Linked DNA regions of Homo sapiens: regions 1 and 2 are each linked to region 3. The links are chromatin loops, found by intact Hi-C in ENCODE. Cell type or tissue: Calu3. All regions are shown on one strand. Each heading gives the region's core, and the rest is flanking DNA. Links, peaks and the distances in the headings are about the cores only. Region 1 has its middle 92 kb from the start of CXCL13. Region 2 has its middle 14 kb from the start of CXCL13. Region 3 has its middle 140 kb from the start of CXCL13.

Region 1 (10,692 bases), core at 1,342-9,341, 230 kb after region 3:
ATGTTTTCAACTCTGCTCTGTTAATCCTCCATCTCACTGGATAGCAGGATCCCTAATGCGATCTCAGTCCTAGTCTATAACTTGCTGTCCCTTTCAGTTATTAAAACATAATGTCTGTGCTTAAAACTCAGTTCTGTTTATTTTAAAACTTGAATCAGTTGATCAAGGCTCCCCTTTCCTCCCATGCAATTAGACTTAGCTTAGGGGAGTACGAATGGAGTGTGGTGGCTCTTTCACACCACACCCTCCTTTCCTGCAGTTTTCATCCTCCTAATTCCAACTCAGAAGGGTGAGAAAAGAGGTTGTCTGGTTATGGGACAGTCCAGGCAATGCTGATGTTCCCTTTCTCGTGGTAATCGCCACTGATGAAGCCACGATAGACATAGTAATAGACATGGTGTGGGGAGCCAGTGCCCTAACCGGCTCATTAATGAGGTATTTATCCCAAGTAGCTTCCCTAGGATTTGGCAGTCTCTTGAGAGACTCAGCCACATCTTCCAGCTTGGTTCCTCGTACTATATTCCTCTGATGTGCATACCCTTTTTCTCCACACTGGAACAGCAAACCTACGACCCCAAATCTCAACTATGCTCTGTGGTTCCAATTCTGGAGTGTATGTATGAGCATAGGCTAGATCCATCTTCTGTACCTATTTGGAAACACACATTTCCTACCTGGCCTGGCATTGCCACACACTGTCTCAGACCACTTTCCTGATATTTCCCCTCCTCAGGTAAAAGCGAATCATCAAGCCCAGTGGCAGCAAGTATATCCCACTAGGAAAGGAGATAACTAGTCTCCAGACACATTCTTATTTACCAGTACCTATCTTGCTCACCACGCCCCACTTCTTTGGCTTACCCCTTCTCTGTAGAGAAATCAGAAGAGTGAACTATTTCATGATGCTGCCCTCAATGGCCACATGGTGTATTAGCCAATTATGCAGTGGCCCGTTCCCCAGCATGTGAGATGCCTGAAACTAGCAGGCCTCCAGAAAGGAGACCTGAGAAATTACAGGTGAAATGCGTGTGGGAAATAGACCTGGAGCAATCCAGATGCATAGTGTCTGTTTTGTAGGATCGATTAAAGTTGAACATAGGCCTACTCTATGACTCAGCAATTCTTTTTTCTAATTGTAAATTGACAATTTATAATTGTATAAATGTATGTAATTTGTATAATATAACCAATGGGACACAAAATGATGCAAAACAATGTAGAATAATTAATATAGTTAAATATTTATCATCTCAAATTCTTAATATTTTTTGTGGTGAGAACATTTCAAATTTACTCTTAGCAATTTCAAAATGTAAAATACTGTAACTATATTCATCATGCTGTGCAATAGATCTTCAAAAAGTAATTCCTCTTGTCTGAGATTTTGTACCCTTTGACCAACATCTCCCCATTCTCCCCATGCCCCAGCCTTTGTACCACAGAACCATATTATCATATTCTACTCTCTGCTTCTATTAGTTCAATTATTTTAGATTCTACCTATAACTAAGATCATGCAGTATATGTCTTTCTGTGCCTGAATTATTTCACTTAGAATAATGGCCTCCAATTACATTCATGTTGTCACAAATCACAGCATTTCTTTTCTTTTTTAAGACTGAATATTATTCCATTATGTATACAGGCGACAGTTTCTTTTCTATTTTTTTCTGAGATAAGGTCTCACTCTGTTGCCCAGACTGGAGTGCAGTGGCATGATTATAGCTCACTGCAGCCTCAAACTGCTGGGCTCAAGCAATTCTCTTGCCTTGGCTTCCTGAGTAGCTGGGACTTCAGATGCATGCCATGATGCTGAGCTAATTTTTTGTATTTTATATTTTACATAGACTGGGTCTCGCTTTGTTGCCCAGTCTGGTCTCAAACACCTGACTTCAAGTGATTCCCCCACCTTGGCCTCCCAAACTGCTGATTACAGGAATGAGCTGCCATGCCCAGCCTACCATGTTTTCTTTATTCATTCATCTGTTGGTAGACGTTTAGGTTGATTCCAAACTTGGCTATTGTAAATAGTACTGCAATGAACATGAGAGTGCAGATGTCTCTTTGACAAACTGATTTCAAACTTTTGGAGCAAATACTCAGAAGTGGGATTGCTGGATTATATGGTAATTTTGTTTTTAAATTTTTTAGGAACCTCCATACTTTTTTCCAAAATGGCTGTACTAATTTACATTCCCAAGAACAGGGTAAAAGGGTTCCCTTTCTCCAAGTCCTTGACAACACTTATCTTTCATGTTTTTGATGATAGCCATTCTAGCAGAAGTGAGATCATCTTATTGTGGTTTTAATTTGTATTTCTCTAATAATTAATGTTGAGCACTTTTTCATGAACAGTCATTCCTAGATATACTCAGGCTATTGGTTCCAGGACCTCCTTTAATACCAAAATGTGAGCATACTCAAGTCCCACAGTCAGCCCTGTGGAACCCACAAAATTCACATATAAGTAGAACTGCATAGTTCAAACCAGGATTGTTAAGGATCAACTGTATCCTGTTGGCCATTTGTATGTCTTCTTTTGAGAAACATATGACCCAACAATTCCACTTCTAGGCATATACTCAACAAAAATGAGTATATATGCACCCCCCAAATGGTACAACAGTATTCATAATGACATTTTTCATAATAGCCCAGAACTGGAAATAAATAGTAGAAATGTAGTAGAATGGCTACATACATTGTAGCATTCCCACAAAGGAATACTTTATAGCAAAGAAAAGAAATAAACTCCTGCCATATGCAACATGGGTGAATTTCACAAATATAATATTAAGGAAAAGGAGCCAGAAGCAAGAAAAATACATAATGTATGATTCCATTTATATGAAGTTCAAAAGTAGGCAGCACTACAAGATGGTGCCTGGTGCCAGGATAACAATTCCCCTTGGGGAGGGGGTGTATATAACAGTGGGAGAATGGGTGCTATCAATGTTCTATCTTTTGATCCAAGGTTGTTCATTGAGCTCTATACTTATAATTTATGCAGTTTTATGTGAAGTAGGTGAATTACACTTCAATAGGGTGTTTACTAAGAAATAAGACAAGGTACTTCCTTTAATAAAAAGAAAGTTAGTAGTTACTATATAAAGACTACACCCAAAGAAACCAACTTAAGATATGCAGCTTCAGAATTCAGGGCTAACATATCCCCCAGTGAAACATGACTTTTCATTTAGAGCAAACTTCTACATTATTTCGTTCATTTTCAATTCCAAGTGCTCTTTGCATGTACAAAAATGAAGTGAGAACTGTCGATGTGTTGGCTCCATTAGCAGAAGAACTTTTCAAAGTGTTAAATGATGCCAGTTTTATATCTAAGTCTTCAGATGCTTCAAAGAGAAAGTCAGTTAGGTTAAGTCCAATAATAGCTCATTGTTTTCATCTGCTGCAGCAAATTGAGGTTTGAAGTTCACTCTGACAAAAGTGAAATAGTTCTCATCATTGTGAATGCTATTGTAACTTCAGTTTAAAATGTCAATATTAAAGATAAATTTACTTGGTTTTTGTAGCTGTAATATTTTGAACTAATGTACATAAGTATATGATACTTTATTGCAAAGAGTTTTAAAATAGAACTATAAGATAGTTCTATTACAGACCAATGTAACAATGCCAATATGTTACACAGTTAATACATTCAAAAAATTACATAATTTTTATTATTTTAACCTCCCTCTTTCAAAGGTGTCCCAGTTAAGTTACATGTTAAATATAAGTTAAGTTATGTGGTCTCCCTATTCATGACAAATAGCTGAATCACCCTTCCTTTCTCTAGCAAGCCATCCCAACACTCCTCCCTTCCCTACTCCAGACAGAATGAATCACTCAAAGCCCTATGATGTGGTAAATCTGCCTGAGGTGGGGGGTGATGGAAAGAACATTCAAACTTCCACAGCTTTGCTTACGCTTTTTTCAGTTTGAAATGTACACAGCCTATGTGGGGAACTAGTCCATCAGTTGTGCAGGATAATGAAGCGTAAAAGAGTAGGAATGAGGTGAAGTTGGAGAGCAAAATCTTTCAAAATCTGGCCCCAACCAAAAAGTTGGAAGTTTATCCTCTAGTCGATGGAAAAGTCTAAAAAGTTTCCACCAAAGGGAGTGACAAGATCCCATTTACACCTTTAGGAAGATTGTTCTAAGACTGCAAGGGATAAATTGGCAAGGACAAAGACTAGAAGCAAGATCAGTTGGTTTAACTCAGCAAGTGTCATCTGTGTTTCTGCAAAAAATAAAATTCTTAAGGAAAGAGTAAAAGGGAAAAGAAGAGATTTTTCGAGGCAGAATTAAGAGGATTTGGTGACAGATAGGTAATGGGATTAATTAAAAAGCAAATGTAAATCACTTAGCTTAGGGCCCAGCCCATAGTAGACATCCAATAAATATTCATTTCCCTACCTCTTAAAAGTGCATATACTTTACAACGAGTGTGTTTTTCTGTTCTTTGGTTGCTGGAATAACTATGGCCCATATTCTTTTTTTAACTAAATAATATATTTTCATCTGGGAAAAAAAAACTTAAATACAATGAAAATTGGAACAACCACTTTGGAGAATTTTTGGTAATATTTGGCAAAAATTGGCAGTTTGAGTAAAGTCAAAGATACTAATACTCCAAGACCCTGCAAGTCCACTTGTGGCTATAACCCATACTGAAACTCTTACATGTATGAGAGTCTTATGCATAAGGATGCTCATTGCAGCATCGTTCATAATTACAGAAAACTGGAACCAATGAAAACATCTATGAAAAGGAAAATGAGTAAATGAGCTGCAGAATATTCATATAATGTAATAGTATACCACACTTACCAGCATGGATAAATCTCGATAACATATTAAGCAACACGAAAAAAAAGTTGCAGAGGGATATAGTATGACACCATTTAAATTAAGTTTAAAAACCTGTTAAAATATTATCTAATAAGGGAAAAGTCTATACAAGAGGGGTACATAGGAGGTCTTAATTGTATGTGACATTTAATTTCTATTTTTCCTTATTGAAACATTTTTATTGTATTCTCTTGTTGGAAGGGGAAGATAGGGACAGATAAGATGAATAGAATATGACATTGACATTTAATTTCTTTGAAAAAAAAGTATGGAGTAATGTTAGGATTTAATAGGGGTGCATTTTCTGGTGTTCATGACAAGGTTATTTTTATTCATACATAAAACATTTTGCAATAAAATGAAAAGAATAATGCAGTAGAATAGTCAGATGTCTATTCTCCTCTATGCTTCAGAATAATACTGTGCCCAGTATTTGCTAAAGGCTTCAGGATAGACATTGGGTCACATCTTTAACCTTGAATTATCTCCACAGAAACAGCAACCACCTTGGTGCACTAGACAGAGAGATGGGTGTGGGTGCTCTTTTTGGCTCTAACCTTGAGCAATTCAATAATTGTTTCTGTAACCTTGTGCAATTCATTTCACTCTTGCCCTCAACTCCCTCAAATCCAGAGATCCAATCAATACAGCTAAGGTGACAGCCTGAATCTTACAGCAAATCTTAAAAATAATACCAGGGGTAGCAACCATGTATCACTGTCCCAGAGCCTCATGTAAGCATTTTCACTAGGAGGATTAAATGAGACAGTGCATTCATGTTCTGTTGTCCCTAATCTATACATCAGGAAACAGGCTTAAAGAAGTTAACTAACTTGCCAATGACACACAGATAGAGCAGGGTTTTTAACCCAGATGTCACTTTCTGATTCCAAAGCCCATGCACGGTCTTAACCAGACCGACCAGAGGACTCTTGCTACGTCAGATCCTTACTGTTAGTGAGTATCCCTTTTAATGTTCTGACTAGGATGGCCATGTAACTTATCCTGAAAACTGAGATACTTTGAGTGTAAAAGAGGGCACTAATAATTACTCTGGGACCACAGGCATAAACCAGGACTGTCCCAGGCTAACTAGAATACATAGTCACCATAGTAATGAGACTCTGGCAAACACATTCCAGCAGGCTTTTCAGATATATCACACAAGCACAATGGTTTTCTAGTAGTAAACAAGCCGATTGATTTAGATTCCCAGTTTAAGGTTCTGTTAGCACGAGAAGTCCTCTTAACCCAGCTGGCAGAAATAGACGGCACAAGGAGTGCCTTCCAACAGCGTCTGCCCATAGCTGTTGCCCACAGAGGAACACAGCAGCTGCTCCAAAGTCTTTCCAGGGCTTAGCCCTTATCGCCCTATTCACATTCAGGAGCATGGAGTTTCTATTTCCTCCCTTGCTGAAGCATTTAAAAAAATCTGTCTGCAAAGAAGCATTCACTCCTGAAAAACTTTGATATAAGAATGGGACGATGTTGCCCTCTGGTGTTACCAAGGAAGTGGCAAGCAGCTACACAGACTCGGTCAGGGCAAGGGTGAAGGCAAGGGAAAGCAGAACACTAGCTCTTACCAAGCAAGTGTATGAACATGTCTTCCTCCTTAATCCTTACGACAACTTTGCAAAGTCCATCCTTATATTCCTCATTTTTATAGATAAGGAAACCGCTCAGAGAATGAGTACTGTGTTCAAGGTCACACAGCGAGAAAATGTATTGAAATTTGAACCCATATCTATCTAGCATTAAAGTCTATGGTCTTTCCTTATATCATTCTATAGGCCAATATAAAAACTGGGGTCTTCAAATATTCAAAATATATTTATTGAATACCCATTTATGCCAGAAATCGAATATGAGGAAAGACTGACTTATTCCATAAAGAAATTTCAGGTTAGGCTTGGCACGGTGGGTCACACCTGTAATCCCAGCTCTTTGGGAGGCCAAGGCTGGCAGATCACTTGAGGTCAGGAGTTCGAAACCAGCCTGGCCAACATGGCGAAACCCTGTCTCTACTAAAAATACAAAAATTATCCAGGCATGGTGGCGCACACTTGTAATCCCAGCTTCCTGGGAGGCTGAGACATGAGAATCGCTTGAACCCTGGAGGCAGAGGTTGCAGTGAGTGGAGATCGTGCCACCATACTCCAGCCTGGGCAACTCTGTCAAAAAAAAAAAAAAAAAAAGAAGGAAACCTCAGAGTACTTTAAAATGAACATGTATGAGGGATAGACTAGTCACTCAGTGCCTGTGATTATGTGATCACTTTCACGTGTAATGCCCTCCTACATCTTTGTAATATTTGCCTACATCCTTTGGAAACATTCACTGTTTTCTTCACCAGTCCTGGTCTCTCTCTTGTTTTTGACCCTCCTGCCACTTTCTCGGTAGCAGTTTTCTTAGTCACCTTGTATTACAGTCATGGGTTTATCTAATTCCTCTGTTCATCACCCTTGTATTATATAATAAACTACCTGAGAGCTGAGATGGGTGTTTCACATTTTTAAATTTCAAACCTCCGTAATACCCTTTCACAGTGCTTCACTAAGAATAGACCCTCAAGGTGTTTGCAGAATTTGGACTGCATTAGATATCAGCTACTTGATGAGATTTTAATTCCAAGAGGCTAATTTTTTTTTCCAACTTGGTAGCATCCCATTGTGTCCTCTTACAGGGCCAATTAGCCATGTTAAACGTCTAATAGCCTGGCAGGATCAGAGCTCTCCCAACTCACATCCCTATACTGGTGAAAGCATAAGACAACGAACCCTGGAACTGGGAAATGGGCTGGTGGTACGGCCTCTCTCTGCATCTCCAGAGTGGAGGCTGTAGGGGCAGTGTTCTGCTATGCTTGTTTCTGTCTCCTTTCATTCCCCCATTCCCCTCTATATTTGGTAGTTATTCTGTTCTACCCTAGCACTTTCTACCCTCTCATTCAACTGCTCCCTTAAATAGAACCTTTCTGCTTTTTCCTTTCCCTAAATGGCTTTCACTGATTCTGACTCTGGCGAGTCCTCTGTTTTCAGGGAAATGTGGCTAACCTCCTGACCTGTAATTCTGCTACACAACAGCTGTCTTCCCACAGGCCATATATTAACCCTGTTTAAGCAACTCTTTAAATTCCTGACATGCTCAGTCAGCAGCAGCATTAGCAGCAGCACCATCTGCTAGGAGTTTAACCCTCTTGCTCCCTGGACTTGAATGGTGGAGGTAGATTAGAAACTCAAGCTTCCACATGTAGCTTGGTAAGTCACACGTTACCTAAATGCTCCCCTGTAATTCCACTGATTCTAAACATTAGCAAAGTAAGTTTTGATATTAAAAAGGAAAAATTCTAGTACATTTATGTTTCAGTGATATACAATAGGAAAATATTAGAAACAACTTAAATATCCAATAAATACAAAATTAAGCCATATAATAGCACAACCAAATCATTTTGAATGGCTTCATAATATTCTGTGGTTTTGACATATATGTGTTAACCTGGAAAAATACTTAAGTGAGAAAAAAACAGAATATAAGAAATAATTTACAAGTAGTAACCTTCTTGATGTACTTTTATCCAAACATTTTTTTTCCTACGTATATATTTTTTAAAAGATAGGAAAACAACTGCTATTAGTTTAGAAGACATTTCCAGATATTTATAGTAGTAACAAGTCAATGCCAATATAATACTCTGCTCTAGGTACAGCATGTTAACAACATAAACCCACAGCCAACGGGTAGCCTAAACAATTTTATTGCTTCCACCAGCTCCTGTAACTCTTTCTTCTATTAGCAATTCTTCAATGCCACCCCCATAAAAAATCAACCCTTTTATTTCCCTCTCTTCTGCCCTCTCTTTCTTCCCAAAGTCATCTCAGACTCTTTTCTTGGCACCTCTTTGAGTCACAGATAAGGGGAATAGAACAGCAGAATAGAGCAAATACTTCTCCCATTTTATCTTTTCACCAGGGCTCTCCTCCCTATGTCCCTGAAAGTACACAGGTCACTGTCACTAAAGAAAAACTGGTGGCCCCTGAATACACAATTCCATTGGAAGGTGACAGTCCTACCACTGTAGTTTCAGACAGGCAAGATCATAATTTTGTATAATAATTGCCTAATTCCAGAAAATGGGCACAAAAATATTGTTTGCTTCCCAAAACCATAATGGAGGTTACTCTCAGGCCTTTGCCATACATGCTAAAAAAAAATTCTTATTTCTTTTTCTGGCATTTATTTTCAGCATATGGTGATAGTTGCTGAGAGCCCACGTGACCTAACACTTGTCCCACCAGACAGCTGAGTATTTTTACTGATGGACACTGGCATCTACTTGGAGGAGCCTCTTTAATATGTATTTAGGCAGCAGGTGTTCAAAACACAGTTCAGTCCTGTTATACAAAGAGCCATTTCCAGTCATTCCATTTGTATTCAGAACGTAATCAGATCAAGGAATAACTCTAGATAATATTAGAGAAAAAGGGAGGACAATTATAGGTTCATAACTCTGCCCATCCACTGTAGCTTGGAATTTGGGAAGAGTACAGAGGAGAGGTGCAGATTCAATTAATTTCTTGATAAGTTTTCCATTTTATGAGTTCCCACACTTGATTATATAGCAATACCCTATTCCCTTATAGCACAAACACACATGTATACCACCATGTCACCATGGATTAAGTTCCTGAATATCTACAAGATGAAAGAAGTTGAATTTGGGAAACTTAAGAGCCTAACGCATAAACAGGAATGAGAGACTGAGATTAGTGGTGAACTTATGTCAGTTCCATAAAATTAATAAAACTATAAAAGAGCACAGTAAATAGACTGTTGATAGCCTTTTGTGCAACTTAAATTAGTAATAATGGGTCTGTACTGAATAAAATGGAGAGGAGAAAGATAGGAGTTCTCAAGTCCTAGTGGTCTTGACTGATCTTTCTTTCCATGGCTCCTCAAACTTTAAACTAGTCTTGATTGGAATCTTTTACTCACCCCACCTAAGAAACACAAGAGGAGGAACAAGACTAATGATGAACGATTCATTTAGTTTCAAAGATAGTGAAATTAGGTGTGCCCAAGAATTTCCCAAGAGGCAGTTAGAAATAGAGAACTAAAAGAGATTAGGAGTGGAGACAGACATTAGGGAGTCATCTAAATAGGAATAATGGATGGAAAAAATGAAAAGGAAAGAAAGCAAGTAGGGCTGATGCTTGAAATAATTCAAGACCAGTGGACAGAGAAAATGAACAAGATATAAATTATTTTTCCTACATTATCTTCAAATCTTCTGAAGTTTCACAGAAGCCAAGAGAACAGAGACTTTTCAAAAGAAATGGATGCTTATCATGGCTGAGCATTATAGAAAGGTAGAGGAAAAAAAGGACCAAGATCATTAATTTGATATCTGGGAATAGACAGTCCATCTCTGGTTTCTGGATTCATTACTCCACTAAAATGCGTCTCTCCAGGTAAAGAGAGTTTAAAGACTAAGTGTATGATGAGGGAAACAAAGGACAAGGGTAGACTCCTCCCTTTCCTTCAGTATCAAACTATTTCCCTTCTTTCAAGGTGAGAGGGTAATGGAATCAAACTTTCTGCAGAATAAAAGAGGCTCAATTATGTTAAGAGTTGAGCTGTTGTTCAGTTATGCCAAATAAGTAAATTGGTCCAGATAAGAAAATTAGAAGTTACATTTCTTCTAGTCCTAGTTTATTTATATATATCATACACATACTTGATAAAAACATTTTTTAAACATTAAAACTTCAAAATAGAATTTCAGAAACCTTCTGTCCATTACTTTTAAACCATCACTGGCCTAACTTTTTTTTTCCTTAA
Region 2 (10,692 bases), core at 859-8,858, 150 kb after region 3:
ATAACAACTATTTACATAGAATTTATATTGTAATTTAAAGATGATTTAAAGTACAGTACACAGCAGAGTGTGCATAGGCCATATGCAAATACTGTTCTTTTATATAAGGGACTTGAGCATTCTCAGATGTTGGTGTCCTCTGGGGTTTTGGGGAAGGGGCTGGAACCAATCCCCTGAAGATACCAAGAGATAACTATATTTGGTCTTTGTCCCAGGTTCCTAGTACAGAGCTCCTAAAACCCTTGGAATTCCCTGAGTGATGCGAGTGTCTCGTTATTCACAATGAGCCCCTTTTAACCATATCTGAGTTTGTGGCAATGAGGTGACTATTGGCAGGCCCTGGGATAGCCTTAGGATGGGGGTTGGCAGGCAGAAGAACCAACCATGTGATTAGAGGGTTGGACCTTTTGTCCCACCCTCCCCACCACCTCTAGAGAGAGGAAAGGGGCTAGAAATTGAGTTTATTACCAATGGACAATAATTTAATCAATCATGCCTGTGTAATGAAAACTGATATAAAAACCCCCAAACAATAAGGTTCAGAGAAATTCCAGAACATCGAGGTAGGGGGGCGGTGGTGAGCTGGAGCAGGCATGGAAGGAAGCTCTGTGCCCCTCTCTCCTCACCCTGCCCTGTGCATCTCTTCCATTTGTTCCTGAGTTGTATCTTTTATAATACCCTGGAAATAGTACTACTTTCCTGGGTTCTGGGAGTCATTATAGCAAATTATCAAACCTGAGGAGGGTGACCTAGGAACCCTTAAGTTTGTGGTTGGCTGGGCAGAAAGGAAGATAGCCTGGGCACCCTATGTGCAGCTGGCATCTGTGGGACTGAGCCTTTAACCTGTGGGGTCTACACTAAGTACAGATAGTATTATAACTGAATTGAATTGCTGGATACCCAGTTGGTGTAAGAGAATCACAGAATTGGAGATTTGGTTGGTGTCAGTAAACACTTGAGGCAAAAAAAAAAAAAAGGGAAAAAACCTCTCCCAAAACCTCCAGGTGATTTCGGTGTTCTAAAATTGGAACGCATAGTTCAGCCAGCACAGAATATTAAAGTCATCAAGGGAGCTCGCTTTTCTTATGTCAGGTTAATTAAGTTATAGTTTACAGACAGTAAAATTGACCCTGTCTAAGTGTTCAATTCAGTGAGTTAGCAGGAACAGCCCCAGCCCCTGTTCTGTTATTATACTTCTGCCTTTTCCAGCCTGTCCTATAAATGGTACGGCCTTTTGTCTGGCTGCTTTCACTTTGCATAATGGTTTTGAGATTCATCATCTTGTTGAATGTATTACTAGCTTCTTCCTTGTTGTTACTATTATTTCATTGTATGGACATACAACAACTTGTTTATTCACTTACCAGTTGATGGACCGTTGAGTTGTTTCCAGTTTGGGGATATTATGATTAAAACTGCTGTTAACATTTACTACAAGTCTTTGTGGGAACATACGTTTTGGTTTCTCTTGGATTAATACCTGCAAGTGGACATGCTGGGTCATGTGGCAGGTGGATGTTTAACTTTATAAGAAGCTGCTAAACTGTTTTCCAAAGTAAATGTACCATTTTGCATTCCCATCAGCAATATGTGAGAGTTCCAGTTGCTTCACATCTTCACCAGCCCTTGGTATTATCGGTCTTTTAAATTTTAGACATTTTAGTGGGTGTTTAATCTCTTGTGGTCCTAATCTGTATTTCTCTAATGGTTAATGATGCTGAATAGTTTTCATGTGTTTGTTTAAGATCTTTGTATCTACATTACAAATCTGTCTTACTTGCCCCCACCTTCTGGGTGGGTGGGAAGGAGCTCTATCCCATTCCATCCAAATGACTCTGCTATATTTCCACTTTGGATTTTGCAAAGGTACCTCAAACTCAATGTCAAGGACCAAAATTCATGATCCAATTCCAATCTGGTCCAATTCCAGTATTTCCTACATCTGTGAAAGCTCCACAATTTGTTTCATTATGCAAGATGGAAAACTAGGACTCGTTTCAAAATTTATTTTCTATCACCACCAGTTCTGTATCCAATCCATAGCAAAACATCATTGATCCGTTTCCCTAAATATCTTCCTAATTCGTACACAACTCTCCATCTTTACTACCTCCCTATGCCAACCAAGATGCCATCAAGTCTCACCTGGACTGATTAAATAGCTTAAAAAGTAGCTACCCTCCCCCACCCCCCTGACTTCCCTCCATAAAGCAGCTAAGGTGATCCATTCAAAATGCAAGTCTGACAATGTCACACTTCTTCCAGTTCCAAGCTCAATGGTCCCTTCCTCAGGACAGCCTTCCGTGCCTAGGTTAATCTCCTTGTGATAAGCTGTCATGTAACTCTTTCTTTTCCTCGAAAGCACTTACCTCAGTCACTAATAATACCATTGTTAGCGTGACTATTGGTCGTCCGTCTCCAATTAGGATATTAACTTCATAAGGGCCAGAACTGTGCCTGGTTTTGCTCACCCTCAGATCCTTAGCATTGATTATGGCCTGGCACATGGTGGGAGTTCAAGTATTTTTTGGATAAATATATGAGTGAATAAATGAATATCTTATAACGGTCTCATTTGTTACTATTTAAGATACTTCAAGAAAATAACTTTTCATATTTGTCTTATTTTCATAACTGGATTGAAAATTTCTTGGAGACAGTAAGTCAGACTTTTATTTCTTTGCAACCCACATGGTGTCCCACATACTCAATAAGCAACTCTTGTGCAGAATGAAAAGCATCTTGTACAGCACGTAATTTGTTTGGAATATTTAGGAAATAATTTTTTTTACTATATTATCTAGAATACATGGCTAGGAAAGAGTAGGAGCTAACCACATTTTTATAACTATCATGTGCATCTGAACATGCTGGTGGGTTTGAATTAACTGATAATTGTCATTGAAATTTAATATAACATTGAGCTCCCCAAGCTAAACTCCACTAAAAGTATGTCATGACATTATGACACTAGCATATATTGCTGGAAAATGCTAAATCTATATGAATGCATTCTCAAGATAAATTTAAAGTGACTGATATTTATTAAATTCTTATATGCCATATCATTTAGGGTACCAATAGGAAATAGAAGGCATGCATAACTGGAACTTTGAAGAGAATGCAATGAAGGAAACTATTTCAAAGCTGTGGGCAGGGTTAATGGAATATTGAGGCACTTAGGGACCAGTAGCCACTCCGAGGCCTGAAGAAGAAAGGTGAGGAAATGGCGTTATGGAAGGCTGTTGTAGACCTGCAGTTTGGAAGACAGATTGCCCAACAGGAGCCATAGTCATTGAATGAGTCATCGGCCAAGATGCCATCAAGTCTCATCTGGACTGATTAAATAGCTTAAACACTGTAACAGCATGTAAGTTGTTTGGAATATTTAGGATTTTTTTTTTTTTTTTTTTTTTTTTTTTTTTTTGATACGGAGTCTCTCTCTGTCGCCCAGGCTGGAGTGCAGTGGCGCGATCTCGGCTCACTGCAAGCTCCGCCTCCCAGGTTCACGCCATTCTCCTGCCTCAGCCTCCTGAGTAGCTGGGACTACAGGCGCCCGCCACCACGGCCGGCTAATTTTTTTGTATTTTTTTGTAGAGACGGGATTTCACCGTGTTAGCCAGGATGGTCTTGATCTCCTGACCTCGTGATCCACTCGCCCAGGCCTCCCAAAGTGTTGGGATTACAGGCGTGAGCCACCGCGCCCGGCCGGAAATAATTTTTTTACCATATTATCTAGGAGAGAGTAGGACCTAACCACATTTTTATAACTACTATTGTGCATCCGAGAGTGCTGACATTATTAAATTCATTATCAAATCGAGCAAGTCATCAGCCATGAACAGAACTGAGTGTGAACAGGGCTTGGAGGAAATAAGTGTCTCTACCTCTACATCCTCCCACCTTACAATTTCCTATTCATGCTTTCCATCCCCCTGACTCCCATCATTGGCCAAATCCATTCAGAAGAGGTTAGATGAGGAAACTAAGGTTCAGAGAGGTAAATGAATTTGCCCAGTATCACCCAGCTAATGAATGTCAGTTCTGATATTTGAATCCCACAGACCGACTCCAAATACCATGATCTCATTTATTACTTTACATGTACAACTGATGGCTATGCCAAATATGAATTGTTATAATTTTTAATAAAAGTTAATGAAGGCTAAAGATGTGTATTTTTATCACATATTCTACTATTGAAAAAATTGCTTATCTTATGGCAGGCAATCAATTTTATTTTCAAGCATTTTTTTTTTAAATCTGGATAACAGCCTCTCCCTTTGAAATCTAAAGATCAAATAAATATCTCAATATATCCCTTAACTTGAGTGGGGCTGGAAGCCCCAGGGGAAAATCCCTGATCTAGCCCTTTCTCTCTATTAAGTGGACAACATCCTTAAGTATACTAACACCCTTTGCCCTCAAAGGGGGGCAAGAGGAATGAGGATCCCAAATGATGCCTCCTTGGCCTGATTCTTGTGCTTATCTCTGAGTGGTAGTCCCAGCGAGGGCCTCAGCTCTGTCTCTGACACAACCTGTGGTCTCGGGGCCCTTCTGTTCCTCATCCACTCCTGAACAAACTGTCCTCCCCACAAACCCCAAGACCAGCCCAGGACAGGTCTTGTGGAAACAGTCTGGTAACCTCACAGGGCTCTGCAGCCGTTTCAAGGAGGTTCTTTAGCACCCTCTGGTGGCTACTGCCAGAAATACCATGTTCAAATTGAAGAGGGCAGTGAGGGCGGTGACATTAACGTTGGACCGGATTCCCTGCTTCCTTTTCCATTCAGTCAGACCCTGAAGAGTGTCTCCCAGGGATTGCGGACAAGGAAATCAGGTGATTCTTTTCTATCGGTGCCCAGACTCGGGACTCCACGGTCTTCACTCTTAAAGTACGGCCTCCCAACCAGCAACATTGGAGAATCGGAATCAGAACCTACATTTCAACAAGAAACAGTGATTTATATGCAACTAACACTGAGAAGCTTTTTTCCCTTATATTTTGTCTTTTACATTTCTCCCTACCTCCTCACTGCCAAAAGACAATATACAATCAATTTTCACAGGTAAGCCCTCATTCTTCAAGTTAGGTCTTCCCCCAAGCTAAGGAGAAGGAAAAGAAGTAGAAGTTAGAAGATTTTGAATCAAAATTTGGTTCTGCTATGATTCACTAACATATTCAATTCTCTGAATCTCATTATTCTAAATGTTCAGATGAAAATAACATCTAGCCCTTATGGAACTAAGAATAAACTCATTTTCAAATCAGCTAACTTGGGGTCATTACTGGGATTCATAAATGCCAGGAAATTAGGATTGTTCAATTTCTGATGCCATTCCACTGGCCTTCTAGAAATGGTCATGTCCAACCCTTTGACTTCAAGCCGCAGTGCTCTGCTGGCATCCAGTGGTGAATGGTGTAATGTGGAAACATCAAACATGGTAATGCAGTGTACCCTAGAACTGACCCAGGAAGATGAAACCTAAAACCAGCAAACACAGCTTATCATATGACCTCCAGAACAGACCAAAGAGAGGAATAGAAGAAATGTGGCTACCAGCCCAATGTCAGCTGAAACTAGCAGCAGATAGAGACTTTATTGTTCTGAGCAAGACAATCTATACCAGTTCATTATCAGCTGCCAGGTGCCAAGCTAAAGTAATCTGTGCTCGATTTTCTTTTATGCATCATCCCAAATTAGATGTAAAATAATTGCCAAGAGTTCAGTCATGCTGAGACCCATTATTCAGTAATAAAATTGACATTTCTAAAGTACTTTATCACAAATGGCAGGTTAGTTCACACAGCGTTCTTGCCTGAATCACGAGCCCCAGCTTTGTGTCTTTCCATTTGCTTTATTTGCATGTTCTGCTCTTTCTACCTCCCACCTCCTAGAAATTAAAAATACCAGTAAGCAAAGAAAGGCACAGTGACTCTCGCTTTCAATTAAGGAGCTATTTCATATGCAGTGGTCACTTTTTATCAGTGCAGAATGGTGGACATCCCTGATAAGCAATCATGGTGTCCACAAGGACAGAGGACATTTTTAATTTTGCTGGGCATTTTGCTTAGCTTTGGAAATTCTTGTATGTTTTATCACTAATTTCAACTTATAAATTTCCTGCCTAGGAGCAACTTCAATGAATTCCGGTTTGGAAATATCCAGCAGATCTTTTTTTTTTTTTTTTTAATGAAAGCATCTCCCCACATTCGCCCACCTAAGATAACTCAGAGGCAGATGCACTTTTCACTGAAGTTAATGAGAATCTGAAAACTGCAATTGCAATGAGGTTGTAAACTGGGGTTAGCAGGATTCATGTTGCCGCAATTCATCTAACCTAGATTTAAGTCTCTGGAGTTATTATTTTTTCCCTCTTTGTTAAAAGCAAACATTTTTACAACCTCCTTATTTGTATACTGTTTTTATTATCCCACTACCCTTATGAAATTAATGAAAGAGAGACTTTTTTCTAAGTACTTCTTACGGAGACTCTTGAATGTGGACCTGCTGATTCCTCAGGGAGCCCACCCAGCCACTTGGGCCATGTCCCCCCGACTCGTGGTGCACATGTGAAAGGCAGGTAGGGCAGTTCCACTTTCTACAAAGGCCTGTGATTCCTGGAAACTCTGGCCAATTCTAAATCCCACTGACTGGAAGGGAACTTGAAGTCTCCTCCAAGTCTCTTTTTTCACAAAGTAAAGAACGAAGGTATTTTCCTAGCAAAAGCTAAAATTCCAAGGAAGATAAAAATTGAGGAAGTATCCCAACTCTTTGTTGGCACCCTCCATTGTCCACGTGCTCTGGCTTTGCACCCCGGAGTTTCCTCAAAACAGAACTGCAACCTCAGTGTGGACCTGGGACTAGTAAGATCATCCAGCCCATTTAATGTAAGTCATTTGTGTAACTGGGAAAGCCTTGGCCAAAATCTGAGGGGGTTTTTGGCAATGCTAAAGGCAACATCAATTAACAACAAAAATGCTTCCTTGTGTCCTGCCACCTTAGGACAAGCTTTACAATTTTGACATCTGGCCCCGTGCTCTTATCCAACCTGGGAAGTTGGTGGTGTGTTGGTGTGGCATCTTACTAAAGGCAAAATGATGACTTGTTTGTTGTTTATATTCTGTACCTGCTTGATTGATAAGCTTAGGTTTTGTTTTGTTTTGTTTTTTTTTTTTTAAGTCCTTTTCTTGTATCATCTCAGGTTGTGAGCAAAATCTTGGAAGCAATTTTTTTAGTTTGCTTTTTCTGTTTACTTCTCAGTGTTCCAGTACTGGCAGGTTTCTATTTGCTTTTCCTATTTGCTTTTTTGTGTTCTAGGACTGGCAAGACAAGGAGAATGATGTCTAGCAGGATCCCACTTCATCCTGTCCATTTCTGAGACAGAAATACTAAAAGGAAGTGAGTCTAGGAGAAACCTGGTGTCACTCTCTAGCTCTGTAACATCAAAGAAGCTTATTTTATTAAAAGGTTTCTTACTTAAAAAGAAATCACTCCATTTATGAGTCTCAACTCCCTTACCTTTGGGTGAGAAGTGATATAGACAATTGCTAAGGCACTATCTGGTCCTAAAACTCACATCCCTACCCTTCCCACAGCCTCCCCTCCCCTAAATACTCCCTGTCCAGGCAAATGTTGGTATTGCCATCCATTAAAATTAAGCTGTTGTGTCATCCTTGACCCCCCCACCAACAACAACCTCCCTTTTTAAATCATTCACCAAGAGTGATTTCATTTCCCCACCTCCTTAATATCTCTGGGATCCATCCACTTCATTTCCACCACTGCATCTGGCCACGTAAATGACTGCTCCTTACTTGGGGAAGTGACTTTACAAGCCAAGGTCATTCAGAATTAAATTTACAGATGATGGAATAAATCAAATTCATGTATTTATAAAGTGTAAAAGAATCTGGTCTCTCAGGAAAACATGACTTCAGTTTGAAGTGTATCACTAATTTAACTGTGAGTTTAAGCAAAAAAGTTTAATATAAATTTTAAGGATATTGGAATGTTTAAGAAAACTCAACATGAAAAATGTATGATATTATGTATTTGATTAACAAGATTTTCATACGTGGTCAGGAAGACTTGTTAGGGTTGTAATTTTGTCTTGCATAAGCATTTGAAATAACTAGCAAAAGTGAAATAAGATATTTATTCTAAAATCTTGAAAAGAATGTATTAAAGCAAATTTGTAAATTAGTCTGATTGTTTAAAGACAGTTATATTCGTTGGGTGGAGTTCATTAACATTGATTAAACAGCATGTAAAAGTGATTATTAATATTATATAAACATTAGAGTAAGATTAGTAGGCTGAGCTTGATGAAAATGTAAAATTGATAAACCTAAACTTTAAAACTAAACATTAATTCTGAACTCAAGCAAATATTAACAATCCTTTCTATACTCACGTTCCCTTCAGACCTTAAATTCACTGACAATTGTAAAAAGAGTTCTCTTTCAGTCATGGAAATGCTCACATTTAGGGACTTGGTCTGGAACATCTTAATATGCGTCTATTGTCTCTTAATTAAATACACAAGTGCAAAGTCAAACCAAGTTCTAGAGCATATCAAATCTCTGATTCCAATCTAACTTTTCATGATTTATTTTTTATGATTTATGATTTTGCAGGCCAAATGTATTCCAAAAACAGAGAAAATGTTTTAGCAACCTGATGTTCTCCAAACTATGATCTAGGCTTTACTAAAAATTTGTCTCTTGTTCTGCATAACTAGATCTACAATTACATAACTACATAACTACATCTTAGCACCCTTTTTATCCTGCTGGGATTTGTTACTGGTTGGGTGATCTTCCCTAAAACATAGACTTTACAGATTGATACGATCTGTAAAAACAAACTAAATTACCCTATGAGAAGGATGCTTGCCAGGTCTCAGAGCAGGATAGCGGCTTCTCTACACTCACTTCGCTGTCTTCACCCTCACCATCAATGTTTATTGTCCTTTCCAATTAATGTGCTTTATTATTTTAAACTCAAAATAAACAAGCAGTGAGAACTGAATAAAGGATTCTTCTACTTTACAGATTATCTCTTCGTTTGCCTTAAGAAATTTTGGAAGAAATACAATTTGCTACATTCTGACTCATAGCCATGCATAAGCTTATGGAGGGGGAAAGTTCACGGGGAGAGCCAAGTCTTCATAATGTCCTCTAATTATGTGTGGAACTAAATATGGAAAAACTAAGCATGTGTCTTGTCCACATATATAGACATCTACAATTTGGATTATCTCTAGTTTCTTTTTCTCCTCACACAACCTCCCTCAATAGATGATTTTATGTACCTATAATGCTTTTCCTTTATAGGAGGTGGAAAGTGGAAAGACTCAAGGAATAGCCTCTTGTGGCTTCTCAACAGGACACTGTGGGCATTTTTATTCCTGGCGCCTGACTCTCCTGCACATTAGGGGATGCTTCTCACATCTCTAGGCCAGAGCCACCAAATGCTGTCACTCATTGGAAATTTGTGGGGGCATTTTGTTTGTTACCAACACCCCGCCTGTAAGAGCAACTCCCTCACCTTCTGCAAAATTTGCAGGACCTCAGAAGAACAGGGAAGGCAGCGACCACTATTAACCCCTTAACCTTAGCACAGGGGCCCAGCTCTTCACCAGGTCTCTGCTTAAAAGAATGAGTGGCCTTTTAAATAAATAAAACAGCAAAGCTAATCTTTGTAAATATTTCCTACCCCATTCTTTGCCAATAGGCGCAGAGCCCCAGGAGAAATGAGAGGTGGGACCTTATGTTGTGAGTTAAGTTTGAACAGAAAAGGAGATTGTAGAACAACATTTGAGTTGGAAGGTATCTTAGTAGTCATCTAATCTAACACCCTCACTTAAGAGGTAAAGAAAATGAGGGTGTGAATCACTACCTGTAAAACATGCAGCAAGTGTCACCTATCACTGTGATAATTAGTAATTATTACACTTATTGCTATTACACCTGTCTACTTTAAAACTGCTTAGCCTCCTGGGAGGCTGTTTTAGTTCAGGCTTCTGTTGAAGCCAACTTTGATCCAAGGATGTGGGTGAAAGTACTTTATGCTAGAGGTGATCCAGGCAACACAGTGAAGGTGGGGGGAAGTGATACAGTGTGATGGAGGCTGTGCTGGGCCATCAGATCCACTTTAAGGAATGAAGCACTTTTCTTTCAGCTGCTATCCATGCAGCTGGCAGCAGCTGTGGAGCTCTGAAAATTGCCCTCGCTCAAGGTTATACACCCTTCCTGGGAGCAGCCCGCATCCAAAGCTGGTTGATGCAATGGTATAAATATTCTATCCCACCTTCTCACCTCGGGCCAAATCTGACAGCCATCCCAGCTTCAGAACTTCCTGCAGCCTCACTGAGGCCTTTGCTGTGGCTGTCTCATGTTCAACTTCTCCCTCTGCTTAATCCTGCTTCCTCCCCTTTACCGACAGGTATTAATCCTACAAACACTCCCAGATTAACTTTCTGTTTGCTAATCTCCCTATCGGTATGCTTACCAGGGAACCTGGCCTGCAATAGAAGTTGTTCAAGAAAGCAGATGTTAAAAAGGGATTCTGAATCTGAATCACCTGCCAGACAGCTGGCAATGAGAACCACATTACTAGTCCTACAAGGAGCATGCAGGGCCCCTGACACAGGTGGTAGTGCAATTGTTAATACTTTCACCTGTTGTGA
Region 3 (10,692 bases), core at 1,261-9,260:
GGTTGCCTGTTCACTCTGATGGTAGTTTCTTTTGCTGTGCAGAAGCTCTTTAGTTTAATTAGATCCCATTTGTCTATTTTGGCTTTTGTTGCCATTGCCTTTGGTGTTTTAGTCATGAAGTTCTTGCCCATGCCTATGTCCTGAATGGTATTGCCTAGGTTTTCTTCTAGGATTTTTATGGTTTTAGGTCTAACATGTAAGTCTTTAATTCATCTTGAATTAATTTTGGTATAAGATGTAAGGAAAGGATCCAGTTTCAACTTTCTATATATGACTAGCCAGTTTTCTCAGCACCATTTATTAAACAGGATATCCTTTCCTTATTTCTTGTTTTTGTCAGGTTTGTCAAAGATCAGATAGTTGTAGATGTGTGGTATCATTTCTGAGGGCTCTGTTCTGTTCCATTGGCCTATATATCTGTTTTGATACCAGTACCATGCTGTTTTGGTTACTGTAGCCTTGTAGTATAGTTTGAAGTCAGGTAACGTGATGCCTCCAGCTTCGTTCTTTTGGCTTAGGAATGTCTTGGCAATTTGGGCTCTTTTTTGGTTCTATATGAACTTTAAAGTAGTTTTTTCCAATTCTGTGAAGAAAGTCATTGGTAGCTTGATGGGGATGGCATTGAATCTATAAATTGCCTTGGGTAGTATGGCCATTTTCACAATATTGATTCTTCCTATCCATGAGCATGGAATGTTCTTCCATTTGTTTGTGTACTATTTTATTTTGTTGAGCAGTGGTTTGTAGTTCTCCTTGAAGAGGTCCTTCACATCCCTTGTAAGTTGGATTCCTAGGTATTTTATTCTCTTTGTAGCAATTGTGAATGGGAGTTCACCCATGATTTGGCTCTCTGTTTGTCTGTTATTGGTGTATAGGAATGCTTGTGATTTTTGCACATTGATTTTGTATCCTGAGACTTTGCTGAAGTTGCTTATCAGCTTAGGGAGATTTTGGGCTGAGACAGTGGGGTTTTCTAAATATACAATCATGTCATTTCCAAACAGGGACAATTTGACTTCCTCTTTTCCCAACTGAATACCCTTTATTTCTTTCTCTTGCCTGATTTCCCTGGCCAGAACTTCCAACACTGTGTTGAATAGGAGAGGTGAGAGAGGGCATCCCTGTCTTGCACCAGTTTTCCAAGGGAATCTTCCAGGTTTTGCCCATTCAGTATGATATTGGCTGTGGGTTTGTCATAAATAGCTCTTATTATTTTGAGATACATTCCATCAATACCTAGTTTATTGAGAGTTTTTAGCATGAAGAGCTCTTGAATTTTGTCGAAGGCCTTTTCTGCATCTATTGAGATAATCATGTGGTTTTTGTCATTGGTTCTGTGTATGTGATGGATTATGTTTATTGATTTTTGTATGTTGAATCAGCCTTGCATCCCAGGGATGAAGCCCAATTGATCATGGTGGATAAGCTTTTTGATGTGCTGCTGGATTTGGGTTGCCAGTATTTTATTGAGGATATTCACATTGATATTCATCAGGGATATTGGTCTAAAATTCTCTTTTTTTGTTGTGTCTCTGCCAGGCTTTGGTATCAGGATGATGCTGGCCTCATAAAATGAGTTAGGGAGGACTCCCTCTTTTTCTATTGTTGGAATAGTTTCAGAAGGAATGGTACCAGCTCCTCTTTGTACCTCTGGTAGAATTCAGCTGTGAATCCATCTGGTCCTGGACTTTTTTTGGTTGGTAGACTATTAATTATTGCCTCAATTTCAGAGCCTATTATTCAGAGATTCAACTTCTTCCTGGTTTAGTCTTGGGAGGGTGTATGTGTCGAGGAATTTATCCATTTCTTCTAGATTTTCTAGTTTATTTGTGTACAGGTGATTATAGTATTCTCTGATGGCAGTTTGTATTTCTGTGGGATCGGTGGTGATATCCCCTTTATCGTTTTTTATTATGTCTATTTGATTCTTGTCTATTTTATCCTTTACTAGTCTTGCTAGTGGTCTATCAATTTTGTTGATCTTTTCAAAAAACCAGCTATTTTTTGAAGGGTTTTTTTTGAGTCTCTGTCTCCTTCAGTTCTGCTCTGATCTTAGTTATTTCTTGCCTTCTGCTAGCTTTTGAATTTGTTTGTTCTTGCTTCTCTAGTTCTTTTAATTGTGATGTTAGGATGTCAATTTTAGATCTTTCAAGCTTTCTCTTGTGGGCATTTAGTGCTATAAATTTCCCTCTACACACTGCTTTAAATGTGTCCCAGATATTCTGGTACATTGTGTGTTTGTTCTCATTAGTTTCAAAGAACATCTTTATTTCTGCCTTCATTTCGTTATTTAACCAGTAGTCATTTAGGAGCAGGTTGTTCAGTTTCCATGTGGTTGTGCAGTTTTGAGTGAGTTTCTTAATCCTGAGTTCTAATTTGATTGCACTTGGTCTGAGAGACAGTTCGTTGTGATTTCGTTCTTTCACATTTGCTGAGGAGTGCTTTACTTCCAAATATGTGGTCAATTTTGGAATAAGCATGATGTGGTACTGAGAAGAATGTATATTCTCGTGATTTGGGGTGGAGAGTTCTGTAGATGTCTATTAAGTCTGCTTGGTGCAGAGCTGAGTTCAAGTCCTGGATAACCTTGTTAACCTTCTGTCTCATTGATCTGTCTAATATTGACCATGGGGTGTTAAAGTCTCCCATTATTATTGTGTGGGAGTCTAAGTCTCTTTGTAGGTCTCATAGGACTTGCTTTATGAATCTGGGTGCTCCTGTATTGGGTGCATATATATTTAGGATAGTTAGATCTTCTTGTTGAATTGATCCCTTTACCATTATGTAATGGCCTTCTTTGTCTCTTTTGCTCTTTTTTTGTTTAAAGTCCGTTTTATCAGAGACTAGGATTGCAACCCCTGCTTTTGTTTCGTTTTGTTTTGTTTTTTTGCTTTCCATTTACTTGGTAGATCTTCCTCCAATCCTTTATTTTGAGCCTCTGTGTGTCTGTGCACATGAGATGGGTCTCCTGAATACAGCACACAGATGGGTCTTGACTCTATCCAATTTACCAGTCTATGTCTTTTAATTGGGGCATTTAGCCCATTTACATTTAAGGTTAATATTGTTATGTGTGAATTTGATCCTCTCATTATGATGTTTGCTGGTTATTTTGCCCATTAGTTGATGCAGTTTCTTCCTAGCATCAATGGTCTTTACAATTTGGCATGTTTTTGCAGTGGCTGGTACCAGTTTTTCCTTTCCATGTTTAGTGCTTCCTTCAGGAGCTCTTGTAAGGCAAGACTGGTGGTGACAAAATCTCTCAGCATTTGCTTGTCTGTAAAGGATTTTATTTCTCCTGTACTTATGAAGCTTACTTTGCTGGATATGAAATTTTGGGTTGAAAATTCTTTTCTTTAAGAATGTTGAATATTGGCCCCCACTCTCTTCTGGCTTGTAGAGTTTCTGCCGAGAGAGCCGCTGTTAGTCATATGGGCTTCCCTTTGTGGATAACCCTTTCTCTCTGGCTGCCCTTAACATTTTTTCCTTCATTTCAAACTTCGTGAATCTGACAATTATGTTTCTTGGGGTTGCTCTTCTGGAGGAGTATCTCTGTGGTGTTCTCTATATTTCCTGAATTTGAATGTTGGCCTGCCTTGCTTGGTTGGGGAAGTTCTCCTGGATAATATCCTGAAGAGTGTTTTCCATCTTGGTTCCATTCTCCCTGTCACTTTCAGGTACACCAATCAGACGTAGATTTGGTCTTTTCACATAGTCCCATATTTCTTGTAGGCTTTGTTCATTTATTTTTACTCTTTTTTCTCTAAACTTCTCTTCTAACTTTATTTCATTAATTTGATCTTCAATCACTAATACCCTTACTTCCACTTCATCGAATTGGCTATTGAAGCTTGTGCATGTGTCATGTAGTTTGCGTGCCATGGTTTTAAGCTCCATCAGGTCATTTAAGGTCTTTTCTACACTGTTTACTGTAGTTAGCAATTCATGTAATCTTTTTTCAAGGTTTTTAGCTTCCTTGCCATGGGTTCGAACATCCTCGTTTAGCTCGGAGAAGTTTGTTATTACCAACCTTCTGAGGCCTACTTCTGTCAGCTCATCAAAGTCATTCTCTGTCCAGCTTTGTTCCATTGCTGGTGAGGAGGAGTGATCCTTTGGAGGAGAAGAGGCACTCTGGTTTTTAGAATTTTCAGCTTTTCTGCTCTGGTTTCTCCCCATCTTTGTGGTTTTATCTTCCTTTGGTCTTTGATGTTGGTGACCTACAGAAGGGGTTTTGATGTGGATGTCTTTTTTGTTGATGTTGATGCTATTTCTTTCTGTTTGTTAGTTTTCCTTCTAACAGTCAGGTCCCTCAGCTGCAGGTCTGTTGGAGTTTGCTGGAGGTCCACTCCAGACCCTGTTTGCCTGGGTATCACCAGCAGAGGCTGCAGAACAGCAAATATTGCTGCCTGGTCCTTTCTCTGGAAGCTTTGTCCCAGAGGGGCACCCATCTGTATGAGGTGTCAGAAGGCCCCTACTAGGAAGTGTCTCCCAGTTAGGCTACATGGGGGTCAGGGACCCACTTAAGGAGGCAGTCTGTCCGTTTTCAGAGCTCAAACACCTTGTTGGGAGAACCACTGTTCTCTTCAGAGCTGTCAGACAGGGACATTTAATTCTGCAGAAGTTTCTACTGCCTTTTGTTCAGCTATGCCCTGCCCCTAGAGGTGGAATCTACAGAGGCAACTGGCCTTTCTGAGCTGTAGTGGGCTCCGCCCAGTTCAAGCTTCCCTGGCCTGCTTTGTTTACCTACTCAAGGCTCAGCAATGGCAGATGCCCCTCCCCCCACCAGGCTGCTGCAATGCAGGTTGATCTCAGACTGCTGCACTAGCAGTGAGCAAGGGTCCGTTAGTGTGGGACCTGCCAAGCCAGGCATGGGATATAATCTCCTGGTGTGCCATTTGCTAAGACCATTGGAAAAGTGCAGTATTTGGGTGGGAGTGTCCCAATTTTCCAGGTACTGTCTGTCACAGCTTCCCTTGGCTAGGAAAGGGAAATCCCCCAACCCCTTGTGCTTCCTGAGTGAGACGATGCCCCGCCCTGTTTTGGCTCACCCTCTGTGGGCTGCATCCACTTTCCAACCAGTCCCAATGAGGTGAACCAGGTACCTCAGTTGGAAATGCAGAAATCCCATCTTCTGCATCAATCACACTGGGAGCTGCGGACCGGAGCTCTTCCTATTCAGCCATCTTGGAATGGAATCCCTCGCCTAAGGAAATTCTTAAAGTAGAGTTGGTATTCTACAGATCCTGGCAAATGTTGCTGGCAAGAGCCAGCTCCATTCATGAGCCATTAAGGTCTGGGAATGAAGAATAGGAGAGGATAACATCTAAAGGGTCAGCTGGCTTAGAACTTAGACTAGAATGGATAGTTAGCATGTTTGGTCTCTGCTGCTTAGCCTTGGTAGAAACATTGAATATGTCATTTGGGAAGGGAGGCTTTATGTATGCTGGAGTTCATCGACCAAATGGATTAGCAACTCAACAGAAGACTGTTTTTTACTCATGCAGTCATCCACTAGAAATTGAATTCCAAAGCTACTGTGTAGAAACCCAAGTTAATCCTGGTTACCAGGAGAGACTGTTGCTTAGAAGCCCAGTGAAGACAAGCACCCAAAATTAAGGCAGTACTTTTTAAATATCCCTTTCAGGTGATTTATTTGACCAGCTATGCTGAAGACAAAATGAGATCTAGGATTCCAGAGCTGATTTTCCTTTATGAGGGAGGTGTTTGGATTCTGAGGGAGGTGTGTTCTTTAGATGGGCCAACAGGACAATACTATCAGCTAATTCTCTAAATTCTTCTGTGCCTTATGAGCTGTGGGTAGTCATGAACATCTCTCTAATCCTAGCTGGCAGAGTGGATGGGGACAGCACATAATTAAAACCAAGGTCAAGCTGTGGGGCCAGACCCACTGGGCCCAAGTTCAGTGCTTTGGCCAGGAGATGGCAGCGTGTAATCATACAGTAGAACCCTGAGCTTTGCGGCAGCTTGGCTTGGATGGAGCCATACTGGGAAGCTTCTGGGAGGGCTTTCTGGGGAGACACAACAGCAGTGACTAAAGAAGTAGTAGAAGGACATCTGGGTTCTACAGATGTTGGTAAACATAGTTATTGAGAGGATAATGGCCAGGCTCAGCTAACTGGCATGATCAGAGACTGATGAGCAGAAATGAATTAGATGGGGAGGAGATGCTGAAAGGTAAAAGAGCAATGACAATCCAGAGGAGAAGCAAGACTTTGACCAACAGGTGCAGGTCTTAGAAGAGAACTAACCTCAAGGAGACCAGAGGAAAGACAAGTTCTGTCAGTGAGGAAATTGTAGAGATTGCCTTTCAGAACACCAGCAGTTATGGCTCTGTTGACCTTCACTACACAATTTATGCTCCAAAAACATGCTGAGATAACAAAGCTGGAAGCAGGTGAGCAATACACAGATGACCCCGACTTGCTTGAGTCTCTGCTTTCTGGTTAAGGCATCTGACCTCTTTAGCTGCCTTGGGAGAGGTGTTCCTGACAGTGGTAAATAGCTCCATGATCCACTGGATGGGTCCCACTTTGGACCCTGCTATCTTGCCAAAAGTATGATGATCCATGGCTTATATGAACTGCTTTGGGGTCCACTAGAATGGAAATGGGAGGAAGGGCTTTTATGAGATAAGATACTGAGAGGTGACAGCATGCTGGCAGCCCTCACAGCCCTTGCTTGGTCTCAGCACCTCCTCGGCCTTGGCGCCCACTCTGGCCATGCTTGAGGAGCCCTTCAGCCCACCACTGCACTGTGGGAGCCCCTTTCTGGGCTGGCCAAGGCCAGAGCCAGCTCCCTCAGCTTGCTGAGAGGTCTGGAGGGAGAGGTGCCGATGGGAACCAGGGCTGCACACGGTGCTTGCGGGCCAGCGCAAGTTCCAGGAGGGTGTGGGCTCGGCAGGCCCCACACTTGGAGTGGCTGGCCAGCCCACAAGCCCCTGGCAGTGAGGGGCTTAGCACCTGGGCCAGCAGCTGCTGTGCTCGATTTCTCACTGGGCCTTAGCTGTCTCCTCGCAGGGCAGGGCTTGGGACCTGCAGCCCACCATGCCTGAGCCTCCCCCTGCCCTGCTGTGGGCTCCTGTGCAGCCGGAGCCTCCCCGAGGAGTGCGGCTCCCTGCTCCATGGTGCCCAGTCCCATGGACCACCCAAGAGCTGAGGAGTGCAGGCAGATGGCATGGGACTGGCAGGCAGCTCCACCTGTGGCCCCGGGCAGGATCCACTGGGTGAAGCCAGCTGGGCTCCTGAGTCTGGTGGGGACTTGGAGAACCTTTATGTCTAGCTAAGGATTGTAAATACACCAATCAGCACTCTGTATCTAGCTCAAGGTTTGTAAACACACCAATCAGCACCCTGTGTCTAGCTCAGGGTTTGTGAATGCACCAATTGGCATTCTGTATCTAGTTAATCCTTTGGGGACTTGGAGAACCTTTATGTCTAGCTAAGGGATTGTGAATGCACCAATCAGCACTCTGTATCTAGCTCAAGGTTTGTAAATGCACCAATCAGCACTCTGTGTCTAGCTCAGGGTTTGTAAATACGCCAATCGACACTCTGTATCTAGCTAATCTAGTGGGGACGTGGAGAACTTTTGTGTCTAGCTCAGGGATTGTAAACGCACCAATCAGCACCCTGTCAAAATGGACCAATCAGCTCTCTGTAAAACAGACCAATTGGCTCTCTGTAAAATGGACCAATCAGCAGGATGTGGGTGGGGCCAGATAAGACAATAAAAGTAGGCTGCCTGAGCCAGCAGTGGCAACCCCCTCGGGTCCCCTTCCACACTGTGGGAGCTTTGTTCTTTCACTTTTTGCAATAAATCTTGCTGCTACTCACTCTTTGGATTCAACACTCACTGCGAAGGTCTGCAGCTTCACTCCTGGAGCCAGTGAGACCACGAACCCACTAGAAGGAAGAAACTCCAAACACATCTGAACATCAGAGGGAACAAACTCCGGACACGCCGCCTTTAAGAACTGTAACACTCACCACGAGGGTCTGCAGCTTCATTCTTGAAGTCAGTGAAACCAAGAACCCACCAATTCTGGACACAATACTATGTGACACAGAAGGAAAACCCGAGTCTGCATTTCCATAGCAACTTTGGTACTATTAATGGCACACACACACAGTGAACTTTGGTGATTTGCATAGAAGTGAAAACATCTAAGAAAATGACTTACTAGATAAGTGGTTTATACTTATTAATAGGTTTTTCTATAATTGCATTTGATAATCAATACCTAATAGGACATGTATCATTGCTGAGCTTCCCTAGAGCATACAAGTAAATTACTTGCCCAAGGTAACTCAGATCTGAGAGTTGGACCAGCTCTGGATTCTAGGAGTACTGATTTAGTCTAGTGAACTTTGTTCAGACACCACCACACAATCAAGTTTATGTAAGCAGAAATTACAACTGCATACTCTTTCAGGTCCTGTAGGCTCACACATTAAGCTATAGGAGTTTTAAAAATAAGTAAATCCTTTCTGGAAGACTCCTTTGTAAGAAGGTACCTGATGGTGATAAGGGCACCAAGGTGAACCAACCTGCCCTGTCACATCCATTCAGAACCTTGTACAGGGTGATGGGACTGAAGAAGGTGGCACTCCATCTCCCCTACTAGCTTGGTTGTTCTGTGTCAAGACCCTTCCAGACACCCAACTGCAGAACATGAATCATTTTTTGTCTATGCAAAATATTGCACTGTCTATTGTGGGCACTGATTTCTCCTAATGTCAAGGTTCAAGGCTAATGTTGGCCTTCTTAGATATCTTTGCTTCCGAGTCAGATGGATAGCAGGAAAACGGAAAAACGTCTAGGAGAGAAGCCAGCACTAAGGAGGGAACCAGATCGTGAGACAAAAGAATTGGAATCCAAGGCCATGAATAACTTTTCAGTTGTCATGGGATTAGTGGCTAACGAGGTCTTTGGGGGCATCCCAGTGGTAACCATGAAAAGTCCTATATATAGACGGGGTGTAGTGGCTCACATCTGTAATTCCAGCTCTGTGGGAGGATTGCTTGAGCCCAGGAGTTCGAGACCAGCCTGGGCAACCTAGTGAGACCTTGTCTCTTAAAAAAAATAAATAAGAAAGCCCTATGTATTCAATGGTGTCTAATGTTTTGCTTTCATAATACCATGTTCTCAGTTATCCCTTGACTCGCTAAACTATTGAACTTCCTCTGAATTTCTTAAGCTGTTGGAGCAGCTCATATCCAGATCAATGTGTTATCCCTTATGTGCACCATTGACCATAGTGTTTTATTTAAAGGCAATGGCTTTAACCCAAAGGAATGACATATTTTGAATACTTAGAGTTTAGGTCAAATTGACCCATTGTATGACCACATTGTATCCCCTCAGCCACCTGTGGCTTCAGCCAGGCCCGTAGTAGACATGTAGACATTTACCTCCCACTTCATCCTTGCAGTGTGCTCCCCAGGCTCACACTGGCTTTTCTGATGGGCTTGACTTTTACCAATCCATGCTCTTTTCTATGTGCAGCCTGGAAGAGCTGAGGAGTTACTATTTGTGAAAAGTCTGAGAAGCATACAGACCCCTCCTCAAGAGTGAAAAGCTGGAGTGCAGATTTCAATAATGTGCCTTACATTGACTCTTTCTCCTTCCCTGTTTCACTTCTTTTTCACTCCTGGTTCCTGGGCACAGGCAGTTTATGTAGGAGGCAATCCCAAATTCTTATCTTAGTCTCTGCTTTTAGGAGGCTGCTATGATCTGAATGTTTGTGTTTCTCCAGAATTTATGTTGAAATCCTAATCCTGAAGGTGATGATATAAGGAGGTGGGGCCTTTAGGAGATGATTAGGTCATGAAAGCAGAGCCCTCACGAATCGGATTAGTGCCCTTATGAAAGAAGCCCGAGGAAGCTCAGGCACCGCTTCCAACATGTGAGAACATGGTGAAAAGACAGCTATGCACCAGGACACAAGCCTTCACCAGACTCTGAGCCTATCAGCACTTTGATCTTAGACTTCCAGCCTCCAAAACTTAGACATAAATTTCTGTTGTCTGTAAACCACCCAGTTTATGGTATTTTGTTGCAGCCTAAACAGACTAAGATAGGGACCCAAACTAAGACACAGGCCCTAGGTTCAGGAGGTTTGAGTTACACAGAAAAAACTCCTATAATTCCAAAAAGTGAGTGAGAGAAAAGTACATAATCTACAAAGCCATAGCAAAGCAGTGTTCAGTTGATGTGGAAAGAGAAGACCAGAGATGAAGATAATTGTTGACTTCAGGAACTTACATCCAGTGTTTTAAGTTTCCTCCACTAGTGAAGGAATAAGAAAATCAATCTCTAACATACCTTGCATTCTTTCTATTTGGGCCTTGTCATGATTCCTCCATTGATGGGGCTTTTTTCTAATCTTTGCGATCTTGTAGGAGACAATCCTGGTGCCTATGCTGTCGTTGCTGCTGTGTGCAACTGCACTTTTCTCATTCTTTTAAAGAGTGGCTTTTGCCTTGGTTGTAAGGAACATATAAGCTGATCTAGAGTTTGTCGGAACTCAGCTCTGATTCAGAGCCTGAGGGAGATTGCCTTAAGAAACTGGCACCCTGAGGCAACCATGGAGATACCTTGCTCAGATTCCCTTTCAAGAAAGGGCTTGCAGTGGAGCTATGAGGAGAGCTGTTGACGGACCTTCTCTCTGTG

What was found. Peaks named below come from ENCODE experiments on the same cell type or tissue, not always from the same donor. Only the 100,000 strongest peaks of a DNase experiment are listed, where the experiment ranks them.
Region 1: a loop joins it to region 3, with 6 times the contacts of the local background. A loop is called at or near these places in 8 of 110 quality-filtered maps.
Region 2: it touches region 3 in a loop (4-fold over the local background); 32 of 110 quality-filtered maps call a loop at or near these places.

The regions. Positions count from the first base shown.
Region 1 is chr4:77,692,131-77,702,822 of GRCh38, forward strand. No RefSeq gene overlaps it. Among named protein-coding and RNA genes, the nearest start is that of CXCL13, 92 kb to the left of the region's middle. In Calu3, for the core only: a CTCF peak has its summit at 6,341 (motif pointing left); DNase peaks (open chromatin) are centred at 3,851 and 6,371.
Region 2 is chr4:77,614,145-77,624,836 of GRCh38, forward strand. No RefSeq gene overlaps it. Among named protein-coding and RNA genes, the nearest start is that of CXCL13, 14 kb to the left of the region's middle. RefSeq lists a silencer at 4,627-4,726. In Calu3, for the core only: a CTCF peak has its summit at 4,713 (motif pointing left); DNase peaks (open chromatin) are centred at 4,687 and 5,437.
Region 3 is chr4:77,459,545-77,470,236 of GRCh38, forward strand. No RefSeq gene overlaps it. Among named protein-coding and RNA genes, the nearest start is that of CXCL13, 140 kb to the right of the region's middle. In Calu3, for the core only: no CTCF peak of the experiment used is centred there; a DNase peak (open chromatin) is centred at 5,957.